Linked DNA regions of Homo sapiens: region 2 is linked to region 1. A link is an interaction called in ENCODE POLR2A ChIA-PET data of the cell type or tissue named here. Cell type or tissue: Caco-2. All regions are shown on one strand.

What was found. Peaks named below come from ENCODE experiments on the same cell type or tissue, not always from the same donor. Only the 100,000 strongest peaks of a DNase experiment are listed, where the experiment ranks them.
Region 2: POLR2A ChIA-PET joins it to region 1 with 5 read pairs; 6 of 35 experiments call an interaction of 5 or more read pairs at or near these places.

The regions. Positions count from the first base shown.
Region 1 is chr16:58,685,467-58,689,466 of GRCh38, reverse strand. No RefSeq gene overlaps it. Among named protein-coding and RNA genes, the nearest start is that of SLC38A7, 2.7 kb to the right of the region's middle. In Caco-2, no CTCF peak of the experiment used is centred here; no DNase peak of the experiment used is centred here.
Region 2 is chr16:58,589,267-58,593,266 of GRCh38, reverse strand. All of the region lies in intron 2 of CNOT1 (CCR4-NOT transcription complex subunit 1), which reads left to right. Among named protein-coding and RNA genes, the nearest start is that of SNORA50A, 31 kb to the right of the region's middle. In Caco-2, no CTCF peak of the experiment used is centred here; no DNase peak of the experiment used is centred here.

The DNA of each region.
Region 1 (4,000 bases):
AGGGTGTAAGATCAATATACAAAACAGTTGTAGGAGTAGCACAGTGTCTCACACCTGTATTCCTAGCACTTTGGGAGGCTGAGGTGGAAGGATTGCCTGAGCCCAGGAATTCAAGACTAGCCTGGACAACACAGCAAGACCCTGTCTTTGCAAAAAATTTAAAAATTAGCTGGACATGGTGGCACACATCTGCAGTCCTGGCTACTTGGGAGACTGAGGTGGGAGGATCACTTGAGCCCAGGATTTTGTGCTGAGCAGCAGCCTGGGCAACAGAGCAAGGCCCTGTCTCTAAAATGATAATAATAATAATAACAAAATACTTTTTTTTTCTGAGACAGAGTCTTGCTCTGTCACCCAGGCTAGGGTGCAGTGGTGCAATCTCGGCTTACTGCAACCTCCACCTCCCAGGTTCAAGCAGTTCTCCTACCTCAGCCTCCCGACTAGCTGGGACTACAGGCGCATGCCACCACACCTGGCTAATTTTTTTGTATTTTTAGTAGAGACAGGGTTTCACCGTGTTAGCCAGGATGGTCTAGATCCCCTGACATCGTGATCCACCCGCCTCAGCCTCCCAAAGTGCTGGGATTACAGGCGTGAGCCACCGCACCCGGCCAATAAAATAATTTTTAAAAGGTTAAACATAGAGTTACCATCTGATCCATCAATTCCACTTCTACATGTATACCCAAGAGAAATGAAAACATATGTCCACACAAAAACTAGTCCATGAGGGAGGCCGAGGTAGGCGGATCACCCAAGGTCAGGAGCTCGATACCAGCCTGGCCAACATGATGAAACCCCATTTCTACTAAAAATACAAAATTAGTTGGGCGTGGGGGTGGGCACCTGTAATCCCAGCTACTCGGGAGGCTGAGGCAGGAGAATCGCTTGAACCCAGGAGGCAGAGGTTACAGTGAGCCAAGATCATGCCATTGCACTCCAACCTGGGCAAAAAGAGCGAAATTCCATCTCAAATAAAACAACCTTGTACATGAATGTTCACAGCACCATTATTCACAGTAGCCAAAAAGAAAAAATAACACAAATATCAACTACTGAACAGATAAAAAAATGTGGTGTAATGAGAAAAACACTGAATTGTACGAAAAACCTTCCCCCAAACTTGGAGGCAGTTGAGAGACCAGAGAATGACTCAGGCAAGTCCAGCTTGGCGAGTAGATGAGTTTGAGGACTTACATACGGGACACTCCTTGACAGCAGCAGGACAGTGCTAGAGATCCGCGCCACCTCCCATCTCTAAGCCATTTTTAAGCTAATTTTCTAGCTCTTTGCCTACTGCGTGTATGCAGTGGGACTGTTTTCCTTGGTAGATTCTCAGATCCTCTCCAGGATGTTTGAGTTCTCAGGAATATCTGCTCCTAGGCTGGGCACCATGGCCTTGGCTCACCACCCAGCATTCAGGATTCAAGCAGTGGATATACACCTCCAAGTAACCTGATGGGGGACCTGCCACACTACATGTGGTATAGCCATACAACAGAACATTATTCAGCAATAAAAATGAATGAAATACTGGTTCATGTTCCAACTAGGATGAGCACTGAAAACAGTATGCTCAGTGAAAGAAGCAGACAGAACAGGTCACATATTGTGTGACTCAATTTATATGAAAGGTCAAGAATAGGCAAACCCACAGAAGCAAAGAGTAGATTCAGAGTTGCCAGGGGCTTGGTGGAGGGGGAGATGGGAAGTGACTGCTAATGGGTTCAGGATTTTAGTAGGGGAGGGTGATCACAATATTCTGAAATTAGATAGTGGTCATCATTGCACAACTCTGAAGAAACTAAAATGCACCTTATTGGACTCTTTCAAAGGGTGGATTTTATGGCATACGAATATCTCAACAAAACTATTCTTATTTTTTAAATTTTTTTTTCCAAGGCAGAGTCTCACTCTGTTGCCCAAGTTGGAGTGCAGTGGCGCAATCTCGGCTCACTGCAGCCTCCACCTCCCAGGTTCAAGTGATTCTCGTGACTCAGCCTCCTGAGTAACAGGGATTACAGACATGCACCACCACACCCAGCTAATTTTTGTATTTTTAGTAGAGACAAGAGTTTCACCATGTTGGCCAGACTGGTCTCGAACTCCTGACCTCAAATGATCTGCCTGCCTCAGCCTCCCAAAGTACTGGGATTACAGGCATGAGCCACCATGCCTGGCCTCAATAAAGCTATGTTAAAAAAAAAAAGGCAGACAATTCAAATGTCCTTCAAAGAGTGATGGGTAAGTAAACTGTGGTACATACATACCACTGAATACTACTCAGCAATAAAACCTATCTGTGTTGACGTATATAGCTTAGATGAATCTCTTCTAGGGAATTTTACTGAGTTAAAAAAAAAAAGGCAATCTTAGAAAATTACAGACTGTGTGGTCTATGAACTGAATGTTTGTGTTCATCCCAAACTGATATGTGGAAACCCTAATCCCCAACGTGATAGTATTTGGAGACGTGCCTTTGGGAGGTAATTAGGTAATTAAAGCCCTCATGATGGGATTAGTACTATTTTTTTTTTTTTTGAGACAGAGTCTTACTCTGTCACCCAGGCTGGAATGCAGTGGCACGATCTCGGCTCACTGAAACCTCTGCCTCCTGGGTTCAAGCAATTCTCCTGCCTCAGCCTCCTGAGTAGCTGGATTACAGGCGCATGCCACCACACCCAGCTAATTTGTTTTGTATTTTTAGTAGAGATGGGGTTTCACCATGTTGGTCAGGCTGGTCTTGAACTCCTGACCTCATGATCTACCTGCCTCGGCCTCCCAAAGTGCTGGAATTACAGGCGTGAGCCACCACACCCAGCCGCAGGATTAGTTCACTTATAAGAAGAAACAAGACCAGGCATGGTGGCTCATGCCTGTAATCCAAGCACTTGGGGAGACTGAGACAGGAGGTTCACTTGAGCCCAGGAGTTTGAGGCCATTCTGGGCAACATAGGAAGACCTTGTCTCTATAAAAAATGAAAAGTTAGCTAGGCATGATGGCACGCATGCCTGTAGTCTCAACTATTTGGGAGGCTGAAGCGGGAGGACTAGTGGAGCCTGGGAGATGGCGACTGCAGTGAGCTGTGATTGCGCCACTGCCCTCCAGCCTGGGCAACAGAGACCGTGTCTCTAAAAATAATAATAATAATAAAATAAATAAAAATAAGAGAGAGTTTACTTTCCCTCTCTGCTTTCCGCAATGTGAGGACACAGCAGGAAGATGGCCATCTGAAAACTATGAAGATGGTCCTCCCCAGAACTTGACTCTGCTGGCATTCTGACCTCAGTCTTGACAGCTTCCAGGACGGTGAAAAATAAATCTCTGTCGTTTAAACCACCCAGTCTATGATACTCTGTTATAGCGGCCTTAACTGATTAAGACAGTATGATTCTATTTTTTTTTTTTTTTTTGAGACAGAGTCTCACTCTGTCTCCCAGGCTGGAGTGCAGTGGCACGATCTCTGCTCACCGCCACCTCCGCCCCCCGGGTTCAAGTGATTCTCCTGCCTCAGGCTCCCGAGTAGCTGGGACTACTGGCGTGCACCACCATGCCCAGCTAATTTTTGTATTTTTAATAGAGACAGGACTTCGCCATGTTGGCCAGGCTGGTCTCGAACTCCTGACCTCAAGTGATCAGCCCGCCTTGGCCTCCCAAAGTGCTGGGATTACAGGTGTGAGCCACCGCACTCAACCAGTATGATTCAATTTATATAAACTTTTTGGAGGCCAGGCACGGTGGCTCATGCCTGTAATCCCAGCACTTTGGGAGGCTGAGGTGGGTGGATCACTTGAGGTCAGGAGTTTGAGACCAACCTGGCCAACATGGCGAAACCCCATCTCTACTAAAAATACAAAAATTAGCTGGGAGTGGTGGTGCATGCCTGTAATCCCAGGTACTCGGGAGGCTGAGGCAGGAGAATCACATGAACCCGGGAGGCAGAGGTTGCAGTGAGCAAAGATCGTGCCACTGCACCCCAGCCGGGGAGACAGAGTGAGA
Region 2 (4,000 bases), 96 kb after region 1:
TTTTTAGTAGGAACTGGGTTTCACTATGTTGGCCAGGCTGGTCTCAAAATCCTAACCTCGAGAGATCCCGCCCTCCTCAGCCTCTCAAAGTGTTGGGATTACAGGCATCAGCCACCGCGCCTGGCCGAAATATGTATTCTTAACCTGTGTTTTGTTTTTGCTGTTTGTTTTACAGTTTCTTAAAATAGGTTCCATCCTGATTCTTTGTGTTTTTACTTTTGAATTGACCCAATTATTTATTCACATCAACAATCTTGGGCATGCTTGAGGGTGAGGAGTATGTTGAGGGTAGTCTCCCCTTTCTGTTTTCAGCTTTGGTAATGGTTGCCGCCTCCTCTTCTGCATTCTGCTTTTCCGGCACACTCCTTTGGCTAGATGGTTAATCACAGATATTTAAATGATATCTTGATCTTGATTCTTCCCTCAGCTCTATACTCTTGACCATTCTGCTATTTCTGTGGGCTGATGTGGGTCTCTAAATGGACAACTTTTTTCTTTCATGGCTCATTGGTGTTGCAGATTCATCACTTGAACAGAGGATATTTGTATGTTTTGGGGCATTTGTCGGTCCTAAACATTTTAATTTCTGAATTTATCAGTTTCAAAGAGAAATCTGAATTTGGCCCATTTTTAGAGGTGGTAAGAAGGACCTCTCTGGACTACTTTGTTTGTTTTAGGGAGATGGAGTCTTGGTGTGTTGACCAGCCTGGAATGCAGTGGCTGTTCACAGACACATTCATGGCACGCTGCAACCTCCAGCTCCTGGCCTCAAGTGATCATCCTGCCTCACCCTCCCCAGTAGTTAGGACTATAGCTGTGCTCCACCACACCCAGCTTGTTTATATAATAACTTTCTAATTTAACAATTGCTTTTACAGCCACTCAGTATTTTTAATACCGTGTTAATAGGGAAGATTTTTTTTTTTAAGTCAGTTTTGCAGTAATTAAAGACAAACATTTTATGGCTGTGAATGGAATGTTTCTTCTATGCTGCCATGCTGTCTGCTCCTCACCAGGAGCAACTGTTTCTTCTAAAACTATTTTATAAACAAAATCTTGGGTTACAAAGATGTTAAGATTATATTTATCCTCTAAAATTAAGCCCTACACTTTTTTGCTTAAAATAGAAACCATTCTACCAGTTGGGAAGGGGAGACGAGTAAAATAATTAAAAAATTGTATTAAACAGCTTAAAATCTGGTAGCAAAATCTTAATATATGAAAAATTAAGTATATCAAGGGCTTTTGGCAATATTTCTATAATGTTTCGATTTATGGCTGTAGTAAAACATTGTGATCTAGGAGCCACATATTAGGAGGGACATTAGCAAATAAGTCTATGATGTCAGAGATTTCGAAAATTATATGGAATGGTTGAAAAAAAATCATATGGAATGGTAGGCACTATTTGACCTAAAGAAGACATGAGGGAGGATTAAGACTTAGAGTGTATCAAACCTATGTGCCACACGAATAATGGAGTATCCCATAGTTAACTTTTTTTTTTTTTTCGAGACGGAGTTTTGCTCTTGTCGCCCAGGCTGGAGTGCAATGGTATGATCTTGGCTTACTGCAACCTCTGCCTCCTGGGTTCAAGCGATTCTCCAGCCTCAGCCTCCTGAGTAGCTGGGATTACAGGAGCATGCCGCCACGTCCGGCTAATTTTTGTATTTTTAGTAGAGATGGGGTTTCACCATGTTGGTCAGGCTGGTCTCGAACTCCTGACCTCAGGTGATCCGCCCAGTTCAGCCCCACAAACTGCTGGGATTACAGGCATGAGCCTCCGAGTCCGGCGCATAGTTAAATTTGAAAACATATTCTGCCTCTTAAAAATATTCATTGCAGGTTTTTATTGTATAATCTGCATGGGAAAAAAATTAAGAGTTACAGAAACAAATGTAAGGATAACGGGATTTTAGTAAATCTTTGCTGATCCTAGTGAAACAAAAACTTGAAACTTTTTTATTCTTTGGCCATTGACTGTGTGATGAAATGTGCCTTCTATTTTTTTAGGTTGATAACACAGTCTCAGACAAGTCAGTGTATTCATTAACCATGATCTGGCCCTCTGATTCCCTCTGACCCTTTTTCTGATCTTCAGAGTTCTTTTCTGTCTCTGTGCTTTTGCACTCTAGGTTTTTCCTTCTCCCTGGATTGTTCTTTCTTCACCTGTATCTATGGTTGTCTCAGCTCACAGGTCTCACCTTAGAAGGCTTCTCTGAGGTAACCGCCTGCATCAATGTTAGCAAGCTCTGTTTTACTTTCTTTTTGTTAACAGATAATGTTGTCAGAAATTCTTTGCCTGTACTTCTCCCACAAAAATTGACTTTGTGAGAATTTGGAACCTATTAGTCTCTGCTGCTGTGTTTACACCTAGACTAGTACGTAGCATATACTCAGCAAGTGTAGGTTGAACCAGATTATTGTATTTTTTCAAGGGTGAGAGATCTGGTTAATTGGATCATAGTTAATTCTGTTCTTTTTTGTTTTATTTTTTATTGAGACAGGGTGCTGCTTTGTCCCCACAAGGTGGGAGTGCAGTGGCACCATCATAGCTCACTGTAACCTTGAACTCCTGGGCTCATGTGATCCTCCTGCCTCAGCCTCCCAAGGTGTTTGGATTACAGGTGTAAGCCACTGCACCCAGACTCTGTTCTATTTTTTTTTTTTTGGAGACAGAGTCTCACTCCCTCATCCAGGATGGAGTGCAGTGGTGCAATCTCTGCTCACTGCAACCTCCGCCTCCTGGGTTCAAGCGATTCTCATACATCAGCCTCTCAAGTAGCTGGAAATTATAGGTGTATATCACCATGCCTAGCTATTTTTTTTGGTAGAGATGGTCTTTCTTAACTTCCATATTTTCTGAATGAAGAGAAGGGAAACTGAAATAAGCTAAGAACTTAGACAGCTTTCATGTTATTATCATGATATAGTGGGAAGATCATAGGCTTTGAAGTTGGACTATAAATCCAGATTCTTCAACTCATAGACTTGGATTTTAGGCTCAAGGAGTCTGTTTTAAATATGTCAACCCCTTATCCGTGGGGATAGATGGTGGTAAATTTTAGCAGTTTTTGAAGATTAAGCCAGGAAAGCTCAGTGCAATATGTAGCCCAACGTGTAGGTAGTATGTGGCTCTTAGCAAACGTGATTACTCTGCACATACACTGTGCTCAATTATTTTCTAGACTAGATGTGCAGAAGTGAACACAGCTATACAAAATTTCAATAAACAAATTAGCAGGTAGTGGTAAATGCTATGGAGAAAAAGTAAAGCAGAATAAGGAGTGATGCTGGGGCAGGTCATATTTCTGTTTTAGGAATGGTAATAAGACCTCACTGATAAGGTGACTTTAGAGTAGAAACCTAAATGAAGTGAAAGAACAAACCATGTATAGCCATCTGGAGTTTTTCATTTAGAAAGAATAACAAATAGAAACAAACATGGGTAAATTTGAGGAAGGGCAGGAAACTGAGCTCAAGGGCAGCATCTAAATCACTGAAGTCGGATCTTATGGCAGCTTCATTTAAGGCTGTGCCACGTAGCATTACAGCTGTGTTAGCAGAGAGAATTTGAGTTACGTAAAATTGTTGCCTTAAAAAAAAACCTTTTGTTACACATTTGATCAATGCCATGTGGTGTTTTTGGTGTAGATGTTGAGCAAAGTACAGAGTTGCATGGTAAAATTACTGTAGTTTTTCTTCTCTTCCTGCCAGTGACTGACTATAGGAAACAATTTTTTTTTCTTTTTTTGAGACGACGTTTCACTCTTGTTGGTCAGGCTGGACCACAATGGCACGATCTCAGCTCACTGCAACCTCTGTCTCCCGGGTTCAAGTGATTTCCTGCCTCAGCCTCGCGAGTAGCTGGGGTTACAGGCACCCATCACCATGCTTGGCTAATTTTTGTATATTTAGTAGAGACGGGGTTTCACCATGTTGACCAGGCTGGTCTTGAACTCCTGACCTCAGGTGATCCATCAGCCTCGGCCTCCCAAAG